3 separate regions of the Homo sapiens genome follow, and regions 1 and 2 are each linked to region 3. The links are chromatin loops, found by intact Hi-C in ENCODE. Cell type or tissue: PC-3. All regions are shown on one strand.

The links. Hi-C counts contacts between places; a loop is a spot of excess contacts. Peaks named below come from ENCODE experiments on the same cell type or tissue, not always from the same donor. Only the 100,000 strongest peaks of a DNase experiment are listed, where the experiment ranks them.
Region 1: it touches region 3 in a loop (3-fold over the local background); 3 of 110 quality-filtered maps call a loop at or near these places.
Region 2: it touches region 3 in a loop (4-fold over the local background); 3 of 110 quality-filtered maps call a loop at or near these places.

Annotation. Positions count from the first base shown.
Region 1 is chr14:93,461,783-93,469,782 of GRCh38, forward strand. It overlaps UNC79 (unc-79 subunit of NALCN channel complex), which reads left to right. Exons shown (of 52, transcript NM_001395159.1): 2 at 5,889-6,009. Among named protein-coding and RNA genes, the nearest start is that of UNC79, 35 kb to the left of the region's middle. In PC-3, no CTCF peak of the experiment used is centred here; no DNase peak of the experiment used is centred here; H3K27me3 peaks cover 4,775 bases.
Region 2 is chr14:93,305,955-93,313,954 of GRCh38, forward strand. The region is part of intron 1 of BTBD7 (BTB domain containing 7); the gene reads right to left. Among named protein-coding and RNA genes, the nearest start is that of BTBD7, 23 kb to the right of the region's middle. In PC-3, no CTCF peak of the experiment used is centred here; a DNase peak (open chromatin) is centred at 3,707; H3K27ac peaks cover 1,920 bases.
Region 3 is chr14:93,235,564-93,243,563 of GRCh38, forward strand. BTBD7 (BTB domain containing 7) reads right to left here. Exons shown (of 11, transcript NM_001002860.4): 11 at 1,987-7,525. The coding sequence ends at 6,710. Among named protein-coding and RNA genes, the nearest start is that of UBR7, 32 kb to the left of the region's middle. In PC-3, no CTCF peak of the experiment used is centred here; a DNase peak (open chromatin) is centred at 4,968; H3K4me3 peaks cover 438 bases; H3K27ac peaks cover 4,777 bases.

The sequences.
Region 1 (8,000 bases), 230 kb after region 3:
CAGAAAGAAATGAAGGTGGAGATCAGGGAATCATTTTGGACAAGGAAGTTTGCAAAGACCTCCATAATGAGGAAGGGACACTTAAAGTCAGTTTTGAAGTATGAGTAGGAGTTAGTCTCACAAAGTGTGGAGGGAAAGCACTCTATGAAGAGGGACAAGGACATAGAAAGGTTTTCAAGCAAAAAAAAAAAAAGAAAGAAAAGAAACACAAAAAAACAAAAACCGGTGTTAAGGAAAAAATGGGCTAGGTGTGGTGGCTCTTGCCTGTAATCCCAGCACTTTGGGAGGCCGAGGCGGTCAGATCACTTGAGGCCAGGAGTTCGAGAACAGCCTGGCCAACATGGTGAAACCCCGGCTCTACTAAAAATACAAAATTAGCCAGATGTGGTGACCGGCACCTGTAATCCCAGCTACTGGCAGGGCTCAGGCAGGAGAATCACGTGAGCCTGGGAGGTGGAGGTTGCAGTGAGCGGAGATCGGGCCACTGCATCCCAGGCTGGGTGACAGAGCAAGACTCTGTCTCAAAAAACAAAACAAAACAAAACACACACACAACAGTGTCTGGCTTTTGTGTCACGACGTTAGGTTGGAAGGTAGGCAGGGACTTTGACCACACTAAGGAGGATTTGGGATTTTGTCCTGAAGACAGTGGGCAGCCCCTGAAGGACTTTGAGCAGTGGTTACTGTTTATGACTGTATGAAGCAGTTTATAATTTAAAAAGATCTGTTTGGCTGCTCTGAGGAGAAGGAGTGGAGAGAGGCAAGAAGAAATCTGAAAAATGAGTTAGGAGGCTGTTAGACTTGATCAGGAAATGCTGCTGCTGAGTAATGACAGTGACGATAAGGAACAGAAGACAGTTGGGAGATGTATTTGATAGGATTTAGTGATAAGACTTAGTGATTAATAGGACTTAGTAATGGATTGGATTAGAGGAGTGAGGTACGGCGGGGAATAGGGTCTGTCAAGGATGAGCTTTAGAATGCTTTGCTTGAGTGACTTGGTGGGTTACACAGATGGTGGAGTAGGTTTCTTTCTTGGGGGAAGGGAGACCTAAGAGTCAATGTCAGACATGTTTTCTTTGAGATATTTATAAGATTCCCAAGTGGAGAAATTGAATCGATGAGGCCTGTTATTCACAACAGCTACCCACCTGGGATGGAGACAGACCTTTCAGAGCAGTTGGCCCCTGGATGCTCCTGACAGTCCTGTGGATGGATGGGATTGCCTATGGGGAGAATATTGAGAGAGAGGAACAGAGTCTAGGACTGAGCCCTGATGAATTCCAACACTTAGATATCAACTAATAGGGGGAAGTGGCAAAGCACTTGAAGAAGGATACGTTCCAGGGGGAGGAAGAGCAGGGGAATGTGGGGTCTGGGACGCCAAGGGGAGAGAGTTTCAAGAAGGAGGGAGGGAGGGATTGACTGTACAGAATGCTCTGAAAAGCCTAGGAAAATGGTGATCGGAAAGTGCCTGATGGATTGGCAATCTGGAGGCTCTAGATGATTGTGGGAAATGGATTCAGTGCAGTGGTGGATGTGGGAGCCAAACTGGAGTGAGTGGAAGGAGGAATAGAAAGTGACAGAGAGAGGAGAATGTGTGCAAGACTCTTCATCATCTTGGCTCTGAAGGCAGAGGACTGTCGCTGGAGGGGAATGGAAAGGCAGGAGAGAGGTTTTTTCTTTCCCTTCGACAAGAGAGATTCTACAGTTTGTTTGAATCCTGGTAGGAATGATTTAGCAAAGGAGGAGAGATTAATTTCATAGGAGACACACTGATGGATGGAGAGCCCCAGTGAATGCTGGGATTGGTGTTTGACAGGACAAGGAAAGGAGCTGCTAGTAGGTTTTTGACATCTACTATTTAATATATGTGGAGTGTATACCAGGCACTGTGCAAAGTATCCACTCGCACCATAATCACAATAGCACAGTAATCACAGTAGCCCTGTGAAGTTGATGTAATTATCCCCATTTTACAGATGAGGAAATTGGGCTTAAGTGGAGATAGATCCAAGGCCTTAAGTCAGAACTGTTTGATTTCAGAGTTCATATTCTTAACTCTTACTAATAAGATTTCCTCGGGGCCGGGCGCTGTGGTTCATGCTTGTAATCCCAGCACTTTGGGAGGCGGAGGCGGGCGGATCACGAGGTCAGGAGATTGAGACCATACTGGCTAACACGGTGAAACCCCATCTCTACTAAAATTACAAAAAATTAGCCGGGCGTGGTGGTGGGCACCTGTAGTCCCAGCTACTTGGGAGGCTGAGGCAGGAGAATGGCGTGAACCCAGGAGGCAGAGCTGGTAGTGAGCCGAGATCGTGCCACTGCACTCCAGCCTGGGTGACAGAGCGAGACTCCATCTAAAACAAAACAAAACAAAACAAAAAAAGATTTCCTCTATGATGGTGTATTAGTTTGCTCCAGCTGCCATAAAAGTACCACAGACTGGGTGGCTAAAACAACAGAAATGTATTTTCTCACAGTTCTGGAGGCTTGAAGTCTGAGATTGAGGTGTTGGCAGGTTTGGTTTCTCCTGAGGCCTCTCTCCTTGACTTGCAGATGGCTGCCTTCTCTCTCTGTCCTCACGTGGCCTTTCCTCTGTGTTCCCACATTTCTGGTATCTCTTATGTGTCCTAATCTCCTCTTAAAAGGACAGCAGTCAGATTGGATTAGGGTCCACCACGGAAACGGCCTCATTTTAACTTAATCACCCTTTTAAAGGCCTTATCTCTGGGTACAGTCACATTTTGAGGTTAAGGTTTCAACATATGAATTCTAAGCGCCACAAAATTCAGTCAATAACAGATGGCTTTTTAAAGTATAAGGAAAGGGGTGGCCCCGGGGGGAGTTTTGAAGATAGTATAACTATAATTGAAGAGTGTAGAAGAAGGAGCTTACTAGAGAAATGTAGCCTTAGGGTCAGTTGAGGTTGAAGATCATTCATTTATATCTATTGGGCCCAATTATTCGAGCCTCCGCAGCAGCAGTCAGGTATATGTGTGGAGTAAAGAGGAGCCCTGCTTTGATGAGGCTGCTGGATGCTCACATGGGCTTATTAACCAGCCAAATGACCACCTCTCGTGCACAAAATTGAACTGTAAATGAGTTTTATTCACATCCTTGGCACAAGTACAAATTACTATTTGTCATGGACCTTTTTGGCTGCTCTCAAGTTGTTGAAAACGTGGATGTTAAATCTATTACTGCTAAGATTTTGTTGCATTCACCAATGCACAAATTGGCTTGAACATTTTTTTCAATCTGTTCTAAAAATGGTCTTTCATGATTACTCACCACTCTCTTCCTCTTTCTCTGTCCCACTTTCTTTCTTCCTTTTTTTTCTCCATCTTCACTTATCAACAATTTATTGAGTACCTACTAGGTGTCTGGCACTAAGGATGAAGAGTCCACAATCTATCGTATGTCTATATGCAGGTATATATGTGTATAGTGTACATATATATGCAGATATGTATACTCTCTATATATCCTAAAGACCTGAGTGATAAGTGCTGTTACTAAAGTATTAATTCATTTGTTAATTTAATCCTATGAATATATTGAGTCCCTACTAAGTGCCAGACAGTGTGTTAGGCTTGGGATAGAGCCATGAGTAAGGTATAGTTTCTGCCCTTAAGAAATTTACAAGCTGGTATAGAAAAACAAGCAGGTAAGTACACAGAGACAATGCAATATGACTTTTGTAACATTACAAGATCTCAAAGAAAAAAGTGACTCTTGTCTCTGCTTTGCTGTGCATATTTGGGTACCTGTGGAAAGGAGCTATTGCTGCATTTTAATGAAAAGAGCTATAAAAAGAACATCCTTTCATTTCATAAACATTTTTGAATGCTTGTAATCATTGTGTAGTGATGGTTTTATAGCTCTTGAATTATGAGCAAGCCATTGAGTTGAGGGATTTGTGAGTTTTTTCCTCATTTGAACTTATTGTCCATACCCTGTACTATTATCAACTCCTTTACTTAGGTGATGGAATGATTAATGGTATTCCTGAAATACTCTACAGAAACTTGCTGAATATTAAAACTTGAGAAAAGTCACAGTAATGCTTCATTACTGTGACAGTGGGTGAGCAGACAGCATGTGCTGGCCTAGCATATATCTCGGATATTTGGAACTTGGAACTATGCATTAATGTGGGGATTTTCTTGTAGTATGGTTTTTGAAATATAATGAATAGCAGATCAAAAACACTGAGAAGGAAATGGACTTTTGTAGATTATGCAATCAAACTGTTTTCAAGTATCACCTATTATCTCAGGAAAAAAAGTTATTTACTACCAAATATTTATGGAGTTAATTGAGATGATGTTTATAAACTTATTGCTTTCTTTGGAGCTGATGTGTTACATAGACTCAAGGTATTATTATCTGCAATCTAGACTTATTTCTTTGGGAAAATGCTAACCATATTATGGAAATAGTTCAGGTAGTGGAAGAGAGAAAAGGCAAATCTGATAAATAGTGTATGTAGGATTTAGAATCAGTGATTAACCTGGTAACTTCTGGAAATTGCTTTGATGTCAAGCAATGGACGTTCACATTCATGTGGATGTCACGTTCACGTGGACATAATTTCAGAGTCATATTCTAGAGTGTGTCATAGTGGAAAGATCACTGGATTGGGATCAGGAAATCTAAGTACTAGTCTGGCTCTGCCATTGACCACCTATGTGCCTCATTTTCCCCATCTTTAAAAGGAAGTGGTTATGGGAAGAGGTCTCTAAGGTCCTTCCAGTTCTGATATTTTGTCGTTCTGTGCTTCTACGTCCCACACTTATCAAAAGGATTTTGAGTTAGAATGCATCCAGGAGCTTATTTCCGTGGGTTATTGGGAACAGCAGGCCTTGCTTCTCCAGGACTTGATATGTCTTCTGTTAACTGCTGACAGTGAGCCATACCACCTAAAAGGCTCCCTTAAAGATTGAAAGGACAAATGGACAGTGTTGAGAACTCTGTGGAAGAGGAGACCAGAGAGACGTTGATCATCATGGCTCCTTGGGATTTGCAAAGAGGAATGACTAGAACGGGGTCCTTCACTACAGCCAGGTCAAAGGTCAGGTCAGGAATGTGGACAATGCTGGTGACTCCAGGTAGGTCTAGGAGGGTAAATAAATCTATTGAGTCCCTCCTGAATCTTGAGAAGATCTGGGCAGCCAAGCTCAGAAAGCTATTAGGAAGTCTCCTAATTTATGAGATTCTTTGGAAGAAAAATGTGACATTTATTTTTTACATTTTTATTAGTGCACAATCATTGTATTCTTACTTAACACTCATCATGTTAATCTACTCTTAACATATTCTCACAGCTAAAGCATTTACTAAACACACTTTCATGATCACATGTTGAGTTAATAATCTGACTTCAATTGATGCCATTGTGCAATGGAACTCCCTATATTTTAGGATTTTTTGAGTGTTGTAGAAAGACTTTTCAGTTTTCTCCTTCAGTTTTAGTTAAGCAACATTAAATGTAATTCCTTGGCAAAGACTTATATCTATTATTATTTTGCTAATAATAAGCCAACTTGGGGGTGATTAGAAAACAATTTGGAGTACTGCTTTTCTTAGTGATAAAAACAAGCAATAGATAATTTGTGAATAGGATATTAAACCAGAAAACTAAGAATAATTTTGTGTGCCGAATACAATTAAAAGAAATTAAAAGTTTTTTTGTAATTGTTTCTATCATGGAATTCTATTAAAAATTTACTTATGTTTCTTAAAATACTGATTAAATTCTTGTTTGTAATCATTTTTAAAAATGACTGTATGCCTAATACATATTACAAGATGATTCTTCTCTTTCTTTTTCTTCTTCCTTTTTTTTTTTTTTTTTTTTTTTTTTTTTTGCTTTTATCTAGTTGCTTCCAAGATCCGGTACTTGCAGGAATATCATAACCGGGTTCTCCACAACATTTATCCTGTACCATCAGGAACAGATATTGCAAACACCTTGAAATACTTTTCTCAGACCTTGTTAAGGTAAGCTTTACAATATCCTCTACTTTGAGAGAATTATTAGGTAGTATTGCTGAATTTATTGGGATCTAAATTTTTATTGAATTGCAAGTTTTAAAGGGCCTATGTTTTCTAGTGCTCTGTCAGAAGAGTCTGTGCTCAAGTTCTCTGGGTGTATGTAGCAAATTGGATCCCAGGCCCAGCTGAAAAAGATTGGTTGCCTGGCTACTGCCTGCTTTCCCGCATTGAACATCTTTTCAGGGCATCTTTAAAATGATACAGTTCTATATTTGGCACTAATATAGAGTGGGATTAAAAGGATAGCCTACAATTGCTTAAAATTAATAATTGGAAACACTTTTGGTCTAAAAGCAATTCAGAATTATGTGGCATTTTAGGTTCATCATTAGCATTTTCTATTTCCCTAAGTGTAATATACAGTGATAATAGTTATTTTTAATCTGGGTAACACTTCACATGTTCAACATGCTTTGCCTTGATAATGAAATTCTATGAAGGACAAGGAAAAAAAATAGGGCTCTTTTTCTTTTGTCTACTTTTACTGTAAGGTAGAGATAGGAGGGCCCTATTTGCTCCACGTATCTTGATTAAGAAAACAGAGCAAAGAAAGCTGAACTGTTCAAGTAAAGGCTCAGTTGTTTTCAGAAATAACATTGAAGAATTCAGAAGAACCTCTCACGTTCCATTAAATTCCAAGATGTGGTTTCTCCATTACCACGGTCTTCTCACTTCAAATCTGATTTTGGCAACACATAAATTGGCTTGGTACTGTTTCTTTTAGCTGTACAGAAGCAAAAATTTTGTAAGACAGATATTAGGAGAACACAAATTTGCAAAGACTAGTGGCACTGGAGTTTCTAGCAGTCGAAAGCTTTGCCACGGGAAAAGCTGAATGCTTTGCGGATGGAAGCTTCATGCGATCAAGTCAGCTACGAATCTTTTGCAGTCCTCCTATCTTTCTGTTCTTATTTTTTGAAATATCTTTCCTTCTTTAGAGTCCTTAGTGATCCTGTTCTATATTGAAGGGCTCCTGCTTATCAGATTCATACATTTCATACTTGCACGGTAAGGTTAGGACCTCTTACAGGATATTTTCCTTCTTCTCAAATTGTAGTGGAATAATTAGCCCAATTTTCATAGTGATCATCAGAAAAATTTATGAATCAAGGCATCCAATTCTGTTCTCTTGAATTCTTCTTTTGTCTTTGAGGTCCAAGTTCTCAATGGAAAACAGTTTCCTTTATGACAAATTCTGAAAGTTCTCAAAGCGAGAGACACTTTTCAGTAGGAAGCATGCTGAATTCCATTTGCCAGGAAACTGTAATATCCTAGTTGGCACCTCAGAGCTTGCTGCTTAGGTCTTAGTGATTGTGCCCAAGAGTTAAGGAATTTAAAATATTGAAAAGTCACGTTTGCAAGACGTAAAGATTCCATTTTCTTGAGCAGTGGACCATTAGAATATGATCATAGGTGGTAGTATTTTAGTGGTAAAACTGGTAGTTTGTTCAAGTGGCTTGTTGGAGAAGATCCTATGCAACTGAGCTGAGTTCATTTTCAAACGGAGGCAACATCAACATGTACTGCTAATGGTAATAGTAACAATTGCAACCATTTTTTTTAAAACTAGAAGTACAGAACTGTTGATATGTACATCTATAACAATCGTATTTGTACTTCTTCATTTTATTTATGCTATTAGAAAGTTCAAGACAGCCAGACATGGTGGCTGGCATCTATAATCCCAGCTGCTTGGGAGGCTGAGGTGGCAGATTAAAGGAAGTGCTTAGCACCAAGATTTGTCATCTTTTCAGAATTTAAGTGAATTTAAGTGGAGATAATGTTAGCAACCAGAAGTCTCAAACTTCAAGTTTGAGACCAGCCACAAGTTTGAGATCAGCCTGGACAACATAGTAAGACCCCATCTCTAAAAAAATTCTTTTAACAATTAGCCAGGTGTGGTGGCATGCACCTTTAGTCCAAGCTCCTCAGAAGCT
Region 2 (8,000 bases), 70 kb after region 3:
GCCCCACCCTGATGATTTTATCTAATCCTAATTACTTTCCAAAGGCCCTACGTTCAACTGACATACAGATTTGGGGATTAAGTTCCCAACACATGCAATGTGGGGAACAGCAAATCATAGTAGACATCTATAATAAAAAATTAAGTAATACATATGAGGTCCTTATCATAGAAGACATAGTGAAGAATGCTCACCAAACTGGTAAGGGGAATGGTGGAGAGGAAGAAGGAAACGATGACTGAGGTTTCTACCTTGCATAACTGGGTGGTTACAATGCTGTAAACCAAGAAGCATATAGGAGAAGCAATTTATGGGTCCACTGAGGGTGATAAAGGTAATGGGTTTGAAATCTGGGAAAGACATATTAAAGAGGCCAGGCACGGTGGCTCACGCCTATAATCCCAGCACTTTGGGAGGCTAAGGAGGATTGCTTGAGGCCAGGAGTTCCAGACTAGCCTGGGCAACAAAACAACCTCATCTCTCTTTAAAAAAAAAAAAAAAAAGACGTTATCAAGGAAGAAACAATTCAAACAGAACATAAAGAAGTCTAAAAACAAAAGTTTTCTAATACTATTAATAATATCTAATTTCTAAAGGTAAAATTCCTTGTATTACAATACAGCATTCTCCCAAGATAATTCATTTACTTTTAAATGAGGATATTATTTACAAATATCTTATCAATGTTTCTAAAAAGATAAATGGAGAGTCTTAAGAAGTAATGGTGCTTATTTCTTGAGGCGCAAAGTTATTTCTGGCATAACTTCACATTACTGCACAGCACCCAGCAAAATATGGGTGATCTCTAACCTCTCTTGAGATCTGAGTCTGAGTGTTCTCCTAATAATATATGTATCACTGTCATATATATCAGTAAGATACTTGGTTATTAAAGTATTTTATTATCTAAGATTTTTAGAGATCATTTCTTAAAACTCAGATTCTCTTTATCAGTTGTCTCATTCTGTCTTCCCTGAACAGATGATAAAATATATCCTTTGGGTTCACTGTACATGCCCCTCTGCCAAGAAAATAACATTTCAGAGGAAAAGGTTATGTCTTCTATGTAGTAATCATTATTGGAATGTCATGTCAGCAGTAATATCTTCCTGACATCTCCCACACCACAAATACAGTATTTTCTAGATTAACAGAATATGCAAATAAATTATCCCTAACAATTTTCTATTTTTAGTTTTCCTGTACTTTTCTTTTTTATTTTTAAGAGGCAGAGTCTCACTGTGTTGCTCAGGCTGAAGTGCAGTGGCACAATCATAGCTCACAGTGCCTGGGCTCAAGCAATCCTCCAAGCCTCAGCCTCCCAAGTAGCTAGAGCAGGCGTGTGCCACCATGTCCAGCTAATTAAAAACATTTTTTTTCTGTAGAGACAGGGCCTCACTAATGTTGTCCAGGCTGGTCTTGAACTCCTGGTCTCAAATGATCCTCCTGCCCTGGCCTCCCAAAGTGCTCAGATTACAGGCACGAGCCAGCACACCCAGACGTGACTTTACTTTCTAGAGCTATCTTACAACAATTGATTTCCTCATATAGGTACTAGGTACTGGTCAAGATAGGCTGTCATCTGATCCCTGAGTTGTCTACTTGAAAAGCATTTCTTACTCCTACCTCAGGGCTCTTCCCTTTGCCTGTACCACTCTTCTGAAACATCTTCACATGTTTCATACTCTCATTTTTACTGAAGTCTTTGCTCAAATACTACCTCTTGGAGAAGACTTCCCTAGTTAGCCTATATAAAATAACATTCCACCCCATCATTCACTATCCTCTTTCTTCAGTTTATTTTCTTTACAGTAGTACTTTTCAGCACTTGAATTTCATTTATTCAACACTAAATCCTCACCACATAATACAGTACCTGGCACTTAGGAGGCATTAAGTTGAAAACTGCTGAATGAAATTAGTTTTAAAAAATAAACATTTAGTAAGGAAAGGCTTATCTGTAATCATTCTTCAAGATTTTGAGTCCAAAAACTATTTCTTGGGATCCATATTCCTTCACAGTCTAAGCCTCTTAGAAGAGTGTGATTAAAAAATTGCGGCCGGGCACGGTGGCTCAATCCTGTAATCCCAGCACTTTGGGAGGCCGAGGTGGGCGGATCATGAGGTCAGGAGATCGAGACCATCCTGGCTAACACAGTGAAACCCCGTCTCTACTAAATATATTAGCCGGGTGTGGTGGTGGGCGCCTGCAGTCCCAGCTCCTCGGGAGGCTGAGGCAGGAGAATGGCGTGAGCCTGGGAGGCGGAGCTTGCAGTGAGCTGAGATCGCACCACTGCACTCCAGCCTAGGCGACAGAGCCAGACTCGGTCTCCAAAAAAAAAAAAAAAAAGAAAAGAAAAGAAAATTGGATTAGTACTTGGAGACAAAAGATTTCCCAGCAAAAAGCCTCATGGATCACAGCGTACATATACCCTCAAATACGACTTGTGGAAATGTTTCCATAAGCAATAAAGTAAATAATTTTTAAAAACACACTGCTTCCTCAATAATTAAACATAGAATTATATGATCCAGCAATTCCATTTGTGGATATATACCAAAAAAAGTGAAAACAGGGACTCAAACAGATGTGTACACCCACGTTCATAGCAAAATTATTCACAACAGCCAAAAGGTAGAAGCAACTCAGGTGTCCACAGATAGATGAATGGGAAAACAAAATGTGGTGTATACATAGAGTAGATTATTCAGCCTTAAAAAGGAAGGAAATTCTGACACATGCTGAAACACAGATGAACCCTAAGAACATTATGTTAAGTGAAATAAGCCAGTCACAAAAGGACGAATATGGATTCCACTTATATGAAGTACTTAGAGTAATCAAATTCATAGAGACAGAAAGTAGAATGATGGTTGTCAGGGGCTGGGAAGTTAGTGTTCAGTAAGCACAAAGTTTCAGTTGTGGAAAATGAGAAAGTTCTGGAGATGGTGGTGATGGCTGCACAACAATGTGAATGTACTTAATGTTGCAGAACTATATATACACTTAAAACTGGTTAAAATGGTAAATGTTATGTATTTTTAAGTGACAACTTAAAAAATGGAAAAAACCTCACAAAAAAACATTAAAACAGAAAAGCAATGACATACCTTCCCTCTCCACTCCCTTTTTTAAACATTCCCCCCAACTTCATGTTCCTTTTAATGACTGGAGTGGGAGTATCTTACATCAGAATGGGAATACAGTTTACCAAGGGCTTTTTCATGTGTTAAGTCATTTTATTCTCACAATAACTCTTCCATGTAGACAGCACAGGCATATTCTCTATTCTCCAAATGAGGAAATCAAAGTAGAGACTTTAAAGTGACTTATCCAAAGTCAAATAAAGAGTAAAATGGGCCAGGTGCAGTAGCTCACGCCTGTAATTCCAGCACTTTGGGAGGCCAAGGTGTGTGGCCTAGGCGACAAGGGCAAAACTCCTCTGTCTCCAAGAAAAAAAAAAAAAAAAGAGTAAAATGGCAAAGCCAAGACCAAAGACCAGGCCTTCAATCCCTCATCTAGTGTGTGTCTTATCCCCCCAACCTCCACACCCCTGCTAAACAAGAAAGCGTCTCAAAAGTCTTCAGTGCTATACCAACCTTTCTGAAGGAAGCTGCCACGTCTACCTCATGCTTCTGTGTCCACTGTGCTGCTGTTTCTATTACTCAACCCTTAAGTCTCCAGTTTCTACTTTATCACCCAACTGAGGTAAAGGGACAGATCTTAATCTCTCTAGTGCTGTGTATTGTTGAACAGTAAAATGTTTCTTGATTGTGATTAATACTCCATAAATATCAAATCTCCTAGCATTCAAACACAGAGGACAATTAAATGACTAAGCTTCTCTAATCTCATCCCTTCCTATTACTTGTTTTTCCTTCCTTTGCAGGAGATACTTTTGTAATTTTTGTAATAAAAATGAAAAAATATACAATAAAAAAGTGGAGAAAATAGTTAATGGATCTCTACCCATTGCCAAGTTTCAACCAACATTTACCAATTGGCAGGTGTTTTTTTTTCCCCCTTTAGAAATGGGGTCTTGCTCTGTTGCAGAGGCTGGGGTGCCGTGGCACAAACATAGCTCACTGCAACCTCAAACTCCTGGACTCAAGTGATCCTCCTGCCTCAGCTTCCCAAAGTGCTGCAATTACAGGTTTAAGTATCAACTATATCCCAGTCCACTATCTACCCAATCCCAGTAGAATATTCTCAAGCAAATCTCAGATAGCATATTATTTCAACCTGTAAATATTTCCATATTTACCTCTAAAAGGATGTAAAGCAACTACAGACTATCATATCTAAAATAAACAATAATTCCTTAATATGAAACTCCTGGGCAGTGTTAACATTTCTCAAATTGTTTTTTCTTTGTTTGAATTAGGATCCAAATAAGGTCTACACACTGTGACTGGATGACTATGTCTCTTCAATCTCTGCATATGGGTTCCTCCCCCTTTACAATTTTTTTTTGTTGAAGAAATCAGGTTACCTGGTTGTTTCCTATAGTTTGGATTTTGCCAAATGTATTACCATGATGTAGTTTAATAATGTGCTTCTGACTCTTGTATTTACAGTAAATTGATAGAGACCAGCGTGGGTAACGTGGTGAAACCCCATCTCTACTAAAATAATAAAAATTGGCCGGGTGTGGTGGCACGCACCTGTAGTCCCAGGTACTCGGGGGCTGAGGCACAAGAATTGCTTGAACCTGGGAGGTGGAGGTTGCAGTGAGCTGAGATAGTACCATTGCACTCTAGCCTGGGCAACAGTGACTCTGTTTCCAAAAACAAACAAACAAAAAAACCAAAAAACTTTTTTTTTTTTTTTTTTTTGCCAAGACTGCTTCACAGGTGGCAGGTAGTATGTACTTCCAACAGTTAAGTTCAAAAGTCTATTGAATTCCCTTTTTTTGATATTAACAGTTATCAATGATCACCAACTAAAGCAATCCATTAACGGGGTTGAAAAACGATCACATGATAGTCTATCATTCTTTCTTTATTCACTAGCTGGAAAAATTCTATAAAAAAAACTCATCAACTATTCAGTTGTCCTGATGCAGTCTGTATAGAAAGGACAGAATAAATGAGTAATTTTTTACTTTTATTTACTAATTTTCAAAACAATTAGTAATAGCTTCCTAGCATCCTTAAAGACAATCAGTGAGTTTTAAAAAGTTATGAATTAATAGACTTACATCTATGTGACAGGTTTTAATCCTTTGTAGTTATTCTTATTGAAGTTCAAACTGTCCCATCTTTGGACAGTAGAGCCTTATTCAAATTGGTTCCTGAGACCTTATGACATAATCCTAACCTCTGCCTCCGAGAGCAGAGGTTACCTTACCTTTCTGGTATTACAACTTATTCCAGGCATATCTTGTATTTTTCTTGCCTTTGACTTGGCACTGGTCATTTCCTTAAAGAAGCCCTAATTCCCTTTAGTGGGAAATGGTATTCAGAAACCACAATCTCAGTAATAGGGATGCTTAATGCCTTTTCAGTACAAAGATCTAAGACATTATATACACACATATCTACATAAACATGTACATAGATACATAAATGTACATTATCATTAGTTTATACTGTTGCTTCCAATTCAAATTCAGGTTTATAGGGTTTTTACTCAATCTCATTATCTTATATCATTTCTCCTTTCTCACATATGAAAACCCTCTATTCTCAATGCAGCCTACATAATAGTTTATCACAAAATATTCACACAACCTGAGAATAAAAATATTAACACTATCATCACCAATATGATCCATGAAAATATTTTTAATTTTTTTTTTTTTTTACAATTCTTTTTATCTTTAGGATATACCCAACTTGGAATATTCTACAAATTACTGTATATGTAAGTCACTTGGAATGGTTTACTCTGTGTGATTATATAACCAATGGGAAATCCACTTTATAAGATTTATTTTGATTTTTAGTCATTGCATTTTTAACTTTGTTATATAATTAAACATTTAAGTGAGTATAAAGTTAAAATAAAAAAAAAAGATACATCCAAAGAATACAAATTGCTGTCCCTGTCTACTCTATTCTAGTCCCTGCCTGCCCCATATGTAACTTTACTTATACTTTATACAACATTTTACATTCCCTGTTTTTTTGGCTATTATCCGTTGGTTCCCTACTATGAGCAATGCTGAAATTAAGTTAGTAACTTCCTTCTCCTGTCTCTACCCCAGTATTTTAAGTGATATATTTTTATTTACAGTGAATACCTATAACCAGTGAGCTTATTTTACATTTCATATATTCTCCCCACATTCTTGATAATTAAACTTTACCTATAGAGTGGTTACATACTACACTCTCAGTCTTAGTTCTACCAATAAAATATATATTTAATGCTCATCATCAGCTTAAAGTACCAGTTAAAGAGTGTTAAGAATACAGGTCTACAATTCTTTTTCAAATAGAAATCTTTGGAGCCACATACATTCAAAAATTCACTTTTTTCTTTTGCTTTCAAAGAGAAATAATATGGTTATAGTAAACATACCTGACAGCAATAATTTAAGCATATCCTTAGAATGACTTTGTATGGCAGATGCACCTGAATGTGTGTTCTGAGCTAGGGAATTCAGGAGTGGCCAACCCAGAGATTCCCTCCTTGTCTATAAGGACATCTGAGCCCCCAACCTGTCTCTTGGAACACAAGCCCTACAGGAGACTGAGGCTCCAAGTTTTGGGTAGAATAAAGAGTGCCAGGTGGAGGTTGCTAGGTGGAAGTGCTAAGTGGAAATGCTATATAAACTGCATGCCTATGGCAGGCAGTTGTGGTTCTTCTGCCCAGCCCACTGCCACTGGACTGTATATAAGGCAGTTCTCCCGTCCAGCCCACTGCCACTGTACCCTCTCCTTTGTATGTAAGCCCCCAATAAAACCCCACATCTCTTTTGCCGGCTCTGGGTCTCTTCTTCGGCCTCTTGAACCTAATGCCATGCCCACTGGAGTGACAGAAGTTTGGCATGACATATGGTATACCAAACATTTACTGTATACTATATAACTATCCCCAGGGAGATCTGGCACAGCACCCTAATTTGTTTGTAATAATTTGTTTGTAACATCAAACAAATTAATATTCTGCAGTAAAATATACTATTTAGACTAACCTATGTTAGTTTAGGTTCGGTTTTGCTGGCAGACAAATCTAGGTCATGTCAGTGTTTGCCATCAAATTAAGTCCTCCCATAACCCCTAAAATAGTTTTCAGAACTTTTGGGATTTCAAATTATAAGTAAGAGAATGTGGACCTGTAGTTAAAAATAGTCTTTTCCCTTATCCACCCACCACCAAAAATAGTCAAGTCAGAAAACATTTCTATTCATGTTAAATGAAAATCTTTAAATTGACATTTTCTATAAAATTCCATTGCATTACTGCAAATGAAGATTAGTTAGTTGTTAGGGTTTTGTTAGGAGAATCTTATTAAGCCATGTGGTTTTTTTCTAATATAACCTATTATAATTCATAACAGCTGTCAGTCCCCTGCTGATACTTTTTTCCCCATTAAAAATGCATTTTTAAAAGAATATAAAAGTACATCACATTCCACTAATATATGCAACAATCGAATAATTTTTCAAACTAGAAAATGATGGAAATACAGAGAAATGAGTTGAGTATGGTTCTTAGAATTCTGAGTCTAGTGAAGAGGAAAGTATCTGAATTTTTGACTTATCCTAAAATGAAACTACACACACACACACACACACACACACACACACACACAATCACACATATATACACACACATTTATTTTAATTTGAGAAAGGGTCCTGCTCTGTTGTCTAGGCTAGAGTATAGTAGTTCACTCATAGCTCATTGCAGCCTCCAACTCCTGGGCTCAAGCAATCCTCCTGCCCCAGCCTCCCAAGTAGCTAGGACTATAGGTGTGTGCCAGCGTGCCCAGCTAATGAACAACAAAATTTTTTTTTTTTTTGGTACAGACGGGTCTCACTATGTTGCCC
Region 3 (8,000 bases):
AAACGGACTGGATGAACAACTGATTGCCATCCTTGAACCTGCTTCCACCTGTTGCACATTAGAGTCCCCCCCACCCCGCCCGGACCACCGGACTTCCTGATGCGCAGAACAACACAACGGCTGAGGACTGGGGTTCTGGAGCCAGGCTACCTGGGTTTGAGCCCAAGTTCTGCCAACTTTCTAGCTGTGTGACCTTGGACAAGGTGCTCAGTATCTCCGGGCTTTTCTCTTTTGTAAAATGGCACAAATAATAGTACTTAATTCACAGAGGATCAAAGGAAGGAGTTCCTAACTCAATGAGGGATTAGAAAAGATTACATTGTTTAGTGTTAGTGCTGCTTCCAGCATTTCTCCTCCTGTTTTCATTCCTGGTCCATTTCAAGCTGGTCTTCCCCTTAGCTGTGATAACTGCCCTGTATTTTTTGTTTGTTTTGAGATGGAGTCTCACTCTGTTGCCAGGCTGGAGTGCAATGGCATGATCTCGGCTCACTGCACCCTCCGCCTCCCAGGTGCAAGCGATTCTCCTGCCTCAGCCTCCCGAGTAGCTGGGACTACAGGCACGCACCACCACGCCCACCTGATTTTTCTATTTTTAGTAGAGATGGGGTTTCACCATGTTGGTCTCAATCTCCTGACCTCATGATCCACCTGCCTCAGCCTCCCAAAGTGCTGGGATTACAGGCTCGAACCACCGCACCTGGCCTTGTTTTGTTTTTAGGACAAAAGTCATTTCCAGCTAGAGGTGAGTTTCTGAGACTGGGGTTCCTGTCTGTTTGGTCTGCTGCTCCATATTCCCAGACTCCGGGAGGAGTGGACTCAAGAAATATTCCCTAATGGATTGAGGAGAGGTAAAGCCTAAAGTGGCTTGGGAAGCTAGCCCGAGTTCATTTTTCCAGGAATAATCCACAAGTACAGAAATGAATGTTGATTTATTCAATTTTCTTGTTTAGATTTAAGAAGCTCACCCACAGAAACCTTAGATTTTATTTTATCTTTATACCCTTCTGTTAAACCTAAGATGGTTACAAACTATAAAGCAATAACTTGTTAGTAAGGCATGAAGAGTGAGATGCTAGGACAGAATTTGGCACTGAAATGATAAAAAACATTTTAAAGAGCTCGCTGGTTGCAGTGGCTCATGCCTATAATCCTAACATTTAGGGAGGCTGAGGTGGGAGCATCACTTGAGCCCAGGAGTTTGAGACCATCCTAGGTAACGTAGTGAGACCCCCTCCTCTGTCTCTACAAAAAATTTTAAAAATGAGCCAGGCATAGTGGTGTAACACTGACTGTAGCCCCAGCTACTCGGGAGGCTGAGGTGGGAGGATCATTTGAGCCTGGAAATTGAGGCTGTAGTGAGCTGTGATCACACCACTGCACTCCAGCCTGGGTGACAGAGCAAGACATTGTCTGAAAAATAAAAAACAAAATAAGAGCTCTTTTGTAGCAATTTTAAAAAATGGAAATTAGAAAACTTTCCATTTTGCGTTTTTTTTTTTTTTTTCCAGAATCCTAGACTCTAGACCATGATCTCATTTCCTTTTGAAATTGAAAATATTACTGAGCCTGGGTGTGAAAGCAAAGGCAAAGCTCAGAATCTAGGCCAGGTCTCTGACCCTCGAAGGGCCCTGAAGAGCAGGACACATCCAGGTGCCTGGTTCACGTGGGTGCCATGCTGAGCTTCCTGCAATCCTGAAGACCCCTGTGAGAGGAACTTTCCGCTCAAATTTGTAAAATAAAATTTCTCAGAAATGTCTCAATGAAATAATAGAAAATAATGAACTTGATGATTCAGAATAAAATGTGTGATTTCCGAGAAAACGATGATGATGATGATGATAAAATGCCTCTGAATGATTGAAATCCTAGAAACAGAGAAAATCAACCTAGAAAACCTCCCAATTCTACCCTCCAGGGGTGCAATGACTTCTATAATTGAAGACTGTATGCTCCACTGCTAAAACAGACTGTATCCAACTCAGCAGATTCTATACAAGCCATTTATTTGAAATGCCAACTATATGTAGGATAAAGTCAGTGTTACATGCTTATCAGTAACAGTAGAAAAATAGAAGCAGTGAAAACCTCTGTACAACTGTAATGGTACTCAAAAGAGAAATGTATCGTTTTACAATGCTTCACACAGACGAATTCAAGTTTGGAGGTACCTAAATAAAAATACTATATATTTCTTTAAAAATCACTATGTACAATTGAAGCGTAAACAAGTTTTACAAAGTACTGGTTATGCAGGTTGTAGAAAACACTTGCATAGGACATGAAATCAGTTTAAGAAAAATTTCTGAGCCTTTAGCATTGAAGGCACTTGACTTTATACCAGTAACAGCACAACCACAAGAAACGCAGTGTTGTAGATGATTTTCCACCTCTCTGAAGTACAGATGTGGTGCATACACAGCAAGGAGAGTTCAGGAACCTTTATCTCTCAGCCACCCCATCGAAGAGCAGGACTTGGTACCGCCTGCCCATGTAACCCAGATACAGTTACATGTAGGTACAGATGATGAAGCTTCCAGAGCTTATCTGATCTCTTAGACAGAACTCACATAAACACACAAATACAAGAGGTTATTTTCAAGACACACACTTGCAAGTAATCTTTCTATAGAAATGGCCACAGCATTATAATATTCAAAATATGGAAGATTGACAGTCTGAGGATTTTCTAGAGGAAAAAAAAATCAAAGGACTTGCCAAAAGGATAACTACATAACAGATATGACAATCTACAGGACAAAAAGACAACATGTCACCAAATATTGTTCATACAACAGCGTTAATGGAAAACAGTAAAACACCTTTTAGCAGTGTGCATGTTAAGTCTTTTAGTAAGATTATCTGTAATGAGGTTTGAAAGTAAATCACTTAGTAGACAAAGTAAACCACCACAGAACCAGGAATAGCACCCATCACTGCTGCTTTGTCACTCCAGAAAGCTGAAAGTCAACCGAACAATGAAAAAAAGTCAAAGAAGCATTTCCCTTTGAATTCAGTCCTAAAAATATGAATGCCTTATAATTAATTTCAAAATAAGTATCTTACAAGTGTTTCATGAAACATTGTTTTCCTAAAAGGCAAATTCAACATTATGAAAATATATATTTTGCCGGGTAGTTACTGAGAAATGTCAATCCTTTCAACTCTAGAGAATGATGCATGGAGGTCGGCTTTGAGCCCCACTGCCGCTGGCGCGTGTTTCCAATTTGCCTTCTGCATCGGCACCTTAATGCAGATGTACAAGGACTAAGCTCATTGCTAGAATGGCAACAACAAACCAAAACAAAAATCCAATGAAGGATGGCAGATGCAATAAAAAGTTTCTGAGGAAGCAAAAACAAGAATTAGTTAAGGCTTCATAAAGAATTCTATAAGAAGATTTAAATGTCAAGAATTCACTGAAAAGCCTCAAAGCCTAACGGGTTATTGCGGTGTCAGGCTAGCTGAGGTCTAGTGACATGTTCCCAGAAATAAAGCTAAAGGGGGCATGTGAGAACGGGCGTGGAAAATTGAAACAATTACGTTTCAAATACTTTTTGCCTTTCATGATGCTGTTTTTTCCTTAGGAGCCACGGGTGACTCTGAACTTCAATTATTCATCAAAATCACAAAACTAAAACAATAACATAAGAAAAAAGACCAACAGCATCTTTAAGAAACTTGAACGTCCTCTCGGCTCTAGCGTGTAAACGGTAGGTCTCTAACCTCAACGCACAGCGGGCACTGGAAGCGGTGATTGTCCAAAGGCCTGATTGTCCACGATCTCAAAAGGAGATCTGGTATTTTTGTGATTTGGTTCTCATTAAATTCCTATACCAAGTAAAATGCCAGTTCCCATGGCCTAAATTTTATTTTATATATATATATGCTTTTTTTTTTTTTCTGAGAGCAACCTTACTCAGACTTCACATTTATCTTAGTACAGCATTAAAAAAGATTTAATAGATGGGTTCAAAAGCCAGAGGCATGTAGCTCTTGAACCTACCCTAGTAACCATACTTCACAAGATACATTAAAAGTCCACTAACACCTAACCTAACGCACACAAAACCCACGCCTGTTTACCTTCTGCAAGTCGCATCGGTCCGCAATCCCACAGATTAAAGCAAGTTTTCCCTTTATACGCAAAGTTTTAGCCAGGTAAGCTATTGTATGATTAAAAGCAAACTTTATAAACTAAATAATCTTAGGAATAGTGGCCACTTACTTTTATATTTCAGGGATATGAGAGAATAGTTCATGAATTTTCAGAAAAATGAATGTGTGGGATCAACAGCTCTGGTCTAACATTTGCGGGGGGGGAAGGGTCAGGGATGAGAGTTTTTCTCCCCATCCAAATTAGGTCTGTTGAGTCTTACTTGCAGTACCGGCGCAGTACATGAACATGTCAACATACATATGTGGCAGAAACACACATCAAGGAACATGACGGCATTCACTTTTGTTTCTGAAGACAGACAGAGACTGGGCTTCAAAAGACACCGTCTTCTATTATGAGTCAAACTTCTTACAAATGAGAACAGAGGCCTATGCTTTTCTCTTTAAAAAAGGAGCCTCGAATGCGATGCACAGCCGACCTGCAGATTAGTGTTAACTCTGGGAGCTCGGGAGCGTGCACCACCACCAGTGTCACCGAGCGCACCCGCACAGCAGCTAACCAGTCAGGCAGCAGAACGAGTGGCGGCAGTTTGCCGGGGCGTGCAGACACACGACATGTTTCCCATCTTGGAGACTATCTACTGTTCGGCTTTTCTAAAATGTCAGATTATTCCTGAGTGTATATCCACAGGGTAAAGGAGGAAAAGACCGTAAGAGAAACTATAGTTTTGGGAGAAATCAGCGTTGTTGACACCCAATAGAAAACCTATTTACTTCAAAGTGCATGTAATTCATTTACCCGGTAGCTCATAAACGCTCCCTAGCCCTGCATAGTTTTCGAGTGAGTGTGAGTGATTCATAGTTTTTTATATATATACATACATAGAAAAGAGGATCCCAAATATCCTGCAGAGGAAGGAATGCTTAGAAAGCCTCTTTTCTTCTAAGTGCTACGGCTGTGTGTTTATGTGTTTGTAAAAATACAAAGTAAATGCTCAAATAATGTTGAAGTGATTTAAAAACTCAAATACTCATATATTTACATTGGAGAGTAAGAAAAAAAACAGTCCTTAGCTCACACATTGCCCTTCCAAGGGAGAGGATCCTGAAAGACCCCATGTGCTCAGTGGTTTAGTAAATGCCAAACCAGCGTCCCAGTGGAGTTCAAGTAGGACATGTAGTGTTTAACTGAAAACAATTTTTTTCCTTTTTTCTGTTGGTGAGAAAGCATTATGCATTACACAACACCAAAATTTAGACATATTTTGAAAATCGTTTAAAAGAAAACGTATCTTTACAAACACCAAATAACATCCATGAGACTGAAGCCCTTTTGTTTTTTTCCCATAGAGAGCAAGACAATTAAAGGCAGCAAGCAGTCAGTTCCGCCATCACAGCTGGAGAGTTGACGCTCAGAACCAGAAATTCTGTCAGTGTGACCTTTAAGTTACTTCTCTATTTCCACTGCCTTTTTTTTTTTTTTTGAGACAGGGTCTCACTGTTGCCCAGGTGGGAGCACAGTGGTGCAATCTTGGCTCACTGCAGTCTCAACCTCCCAGGCTCAAGCGATCCTGCCACCTCAGCCCCCCAAGTAGCTGGGACTACAGGCACGCACCACCACGCCTGGCTAGATTTTTTTTTTTTTGTATTTTTTATAGAAATGGAGTTTCGCCATGTTGCCCAGGCTGGTCTTGAACTCCTGAGCTTCAGTGATCTGCCCGCCTCGGCCTTCCGAAGTGCCGATCACAGGTGTGAGTCACTGCGCCCGGTCTCCACTGCTTTCTAATTCCAAGGGATGCGATCTGTTTAGAGCCTCATCTGGTGACTCTAATCCTTATGACCAGAATGTGCAGGGATTCTGACTGCATCCACACTGTGGAAATGTAACAGCTTTAGCCTGGGCACAGAAGGCTTTTCTCTTTCCTGTTCTTTCCTGAACCAGCAAACTTCAGGACCCTGACTGGACTCCCGCTGGAGGAATGAAGCCCAGCTCCTAGGACTTATTAAAAAAAAAATGACATTAGATTTATGGAGGCTGAGCGGGAAGATCTCTGAACTAAAACAATTACTGAAAAGAGAGGAGCATTCTGATGTGCTGTTCTTTGGAATTTCTATAATTAAAAAATAAACACAGAACTATTTCGTAAGAAAATACATCTTAGTGTGCAATCCAATGCACATGGATTGGTAGATGAAAGGTAAAATGCAAAAAAGTATGAAAATACAGTCCTTTAAATGTGGCAATAAAGTTTAACATACTGATATAAAATCAATACAGAGAAAATAAATGTACAAGTGCAAAAAAATTCCATCATTTGTAAAGAGAAATAAAAAGTGCCAGCCTGCTTGTTCTTAAAAATGCCTCCCGACATAATTGTTCAAAGACAAATTAGACAGATGCAACATTAAAAAAAAAAAACAAAACCTTCTTAGCATGCCATGTCTAATAAACACATATATACACAAAAACTAGAACAAAATCATGTGAAACCGAGTTATCAGCTGGCATTGATGAACTGGTCTGTAAGTTGTTGGGTTACATCATAAAATGGGATGTTTCACATCTCAGGCACAGACGACTTGGAGGTTGCTCTCAGAGGGCAGACTTTTTGTAGAGGAAGTCCGGCTTGCTTGGTGACCTCCTTCCTCTGCTTATTGAATCTTCCCTTTCCAAATCTGTATTTCTCTGAGCTCCATGGCCCAGGGACTCACTGTCTGCCAGTCTTCTACCGGATCTCTCTTCGGGAGCTTCAGAGCTACATGCAGAAAGTGAAGGTCTGTTAGGAGTCAGCCCAAAAGTCAAGTCAGTTTCTACTGCAGTTCGTCCCCTGACATGGGCTGGACCGGTACTAGCATTTTCTGGGGCTGCCAAAGGAAAGTCTGACCGCTGGGGAGGTTGCTCAACGACATCCAGGTGTATCGGCTCATTCTTTTGTCTGTGTAGATGCCCGTCAGGGGAAAGTGGATATTCTCTCCTAGCTTCTTCCTGTTTTTTAGGAGACGTCTGACCAGGTAGGTAGGCTGACTTTAAGCCACTTGGTGATGCCTTATTGTGGCTGTACAGATCGGGACCAAAATATCCACCTTGCGAAGGGGAAGGGGTGCGTCTGCTGAGAGCAGGAGTAGAAGGTCTGCAAGCAGCATTTGAGAAGTCATAGAAATCCGGATATTCCTGTGGATTTTCTCTGGTGTCTGTTTTTTGCTCTAGTGTGTGTTTTTTCCGAGAAGTGTGTGTATGTCTCTGTGGAATACACGACAGATGCTGGGGAGGCCCTGGTCCTGCTTCAGAAACTGACTGGCTTAATTCTGTGTCTACAGCAAGCTCTGGAAGCCTCCTGTCCTTGAGTGACAGTGTGGACACACCCACCGCGATGTCTGGCATCAGATCATTCAGCACAGGTTGTGTTCGCTGCAGACAGAGACAAAAATGGTGGGAGGGTTAAAAAAAGGACCCATCCTCTGTAGAAATGATGTTCACTGATTTTGTTTCCCAATTATAAAATTAACACATTCTGTTTTTGTTTTTTTTTTTGAGACAGAGTCTCGCTCTGTCGCCCGGGCTGGAGTGCAGTGGTGCGATCTCAGCTTACTGTAACCTCTGCCTCCCGGGTTCAAGTGATTCTCCTGCCTCAGCCTCCTGACTAGCTGGGATTACAGGTGCCCGCCACCACGCCCAGCTAATTTTTTGTATTTTTAGTGGAGACGGGGTTTCAATGTGTTAGCCAGGATGGTCTCGATCTCCTGACCTCGTGATCCGCTCACCTCGGCCTCCTAAAGTGCTGGGATTACAGGCGTGAGCCACCGCTCCTGGCTGAATTTGTAAGAATTATAAAAATACAGAAAGCTATAAAGGCAAAAAAATCACTCCAACCTTTTGAACAGAG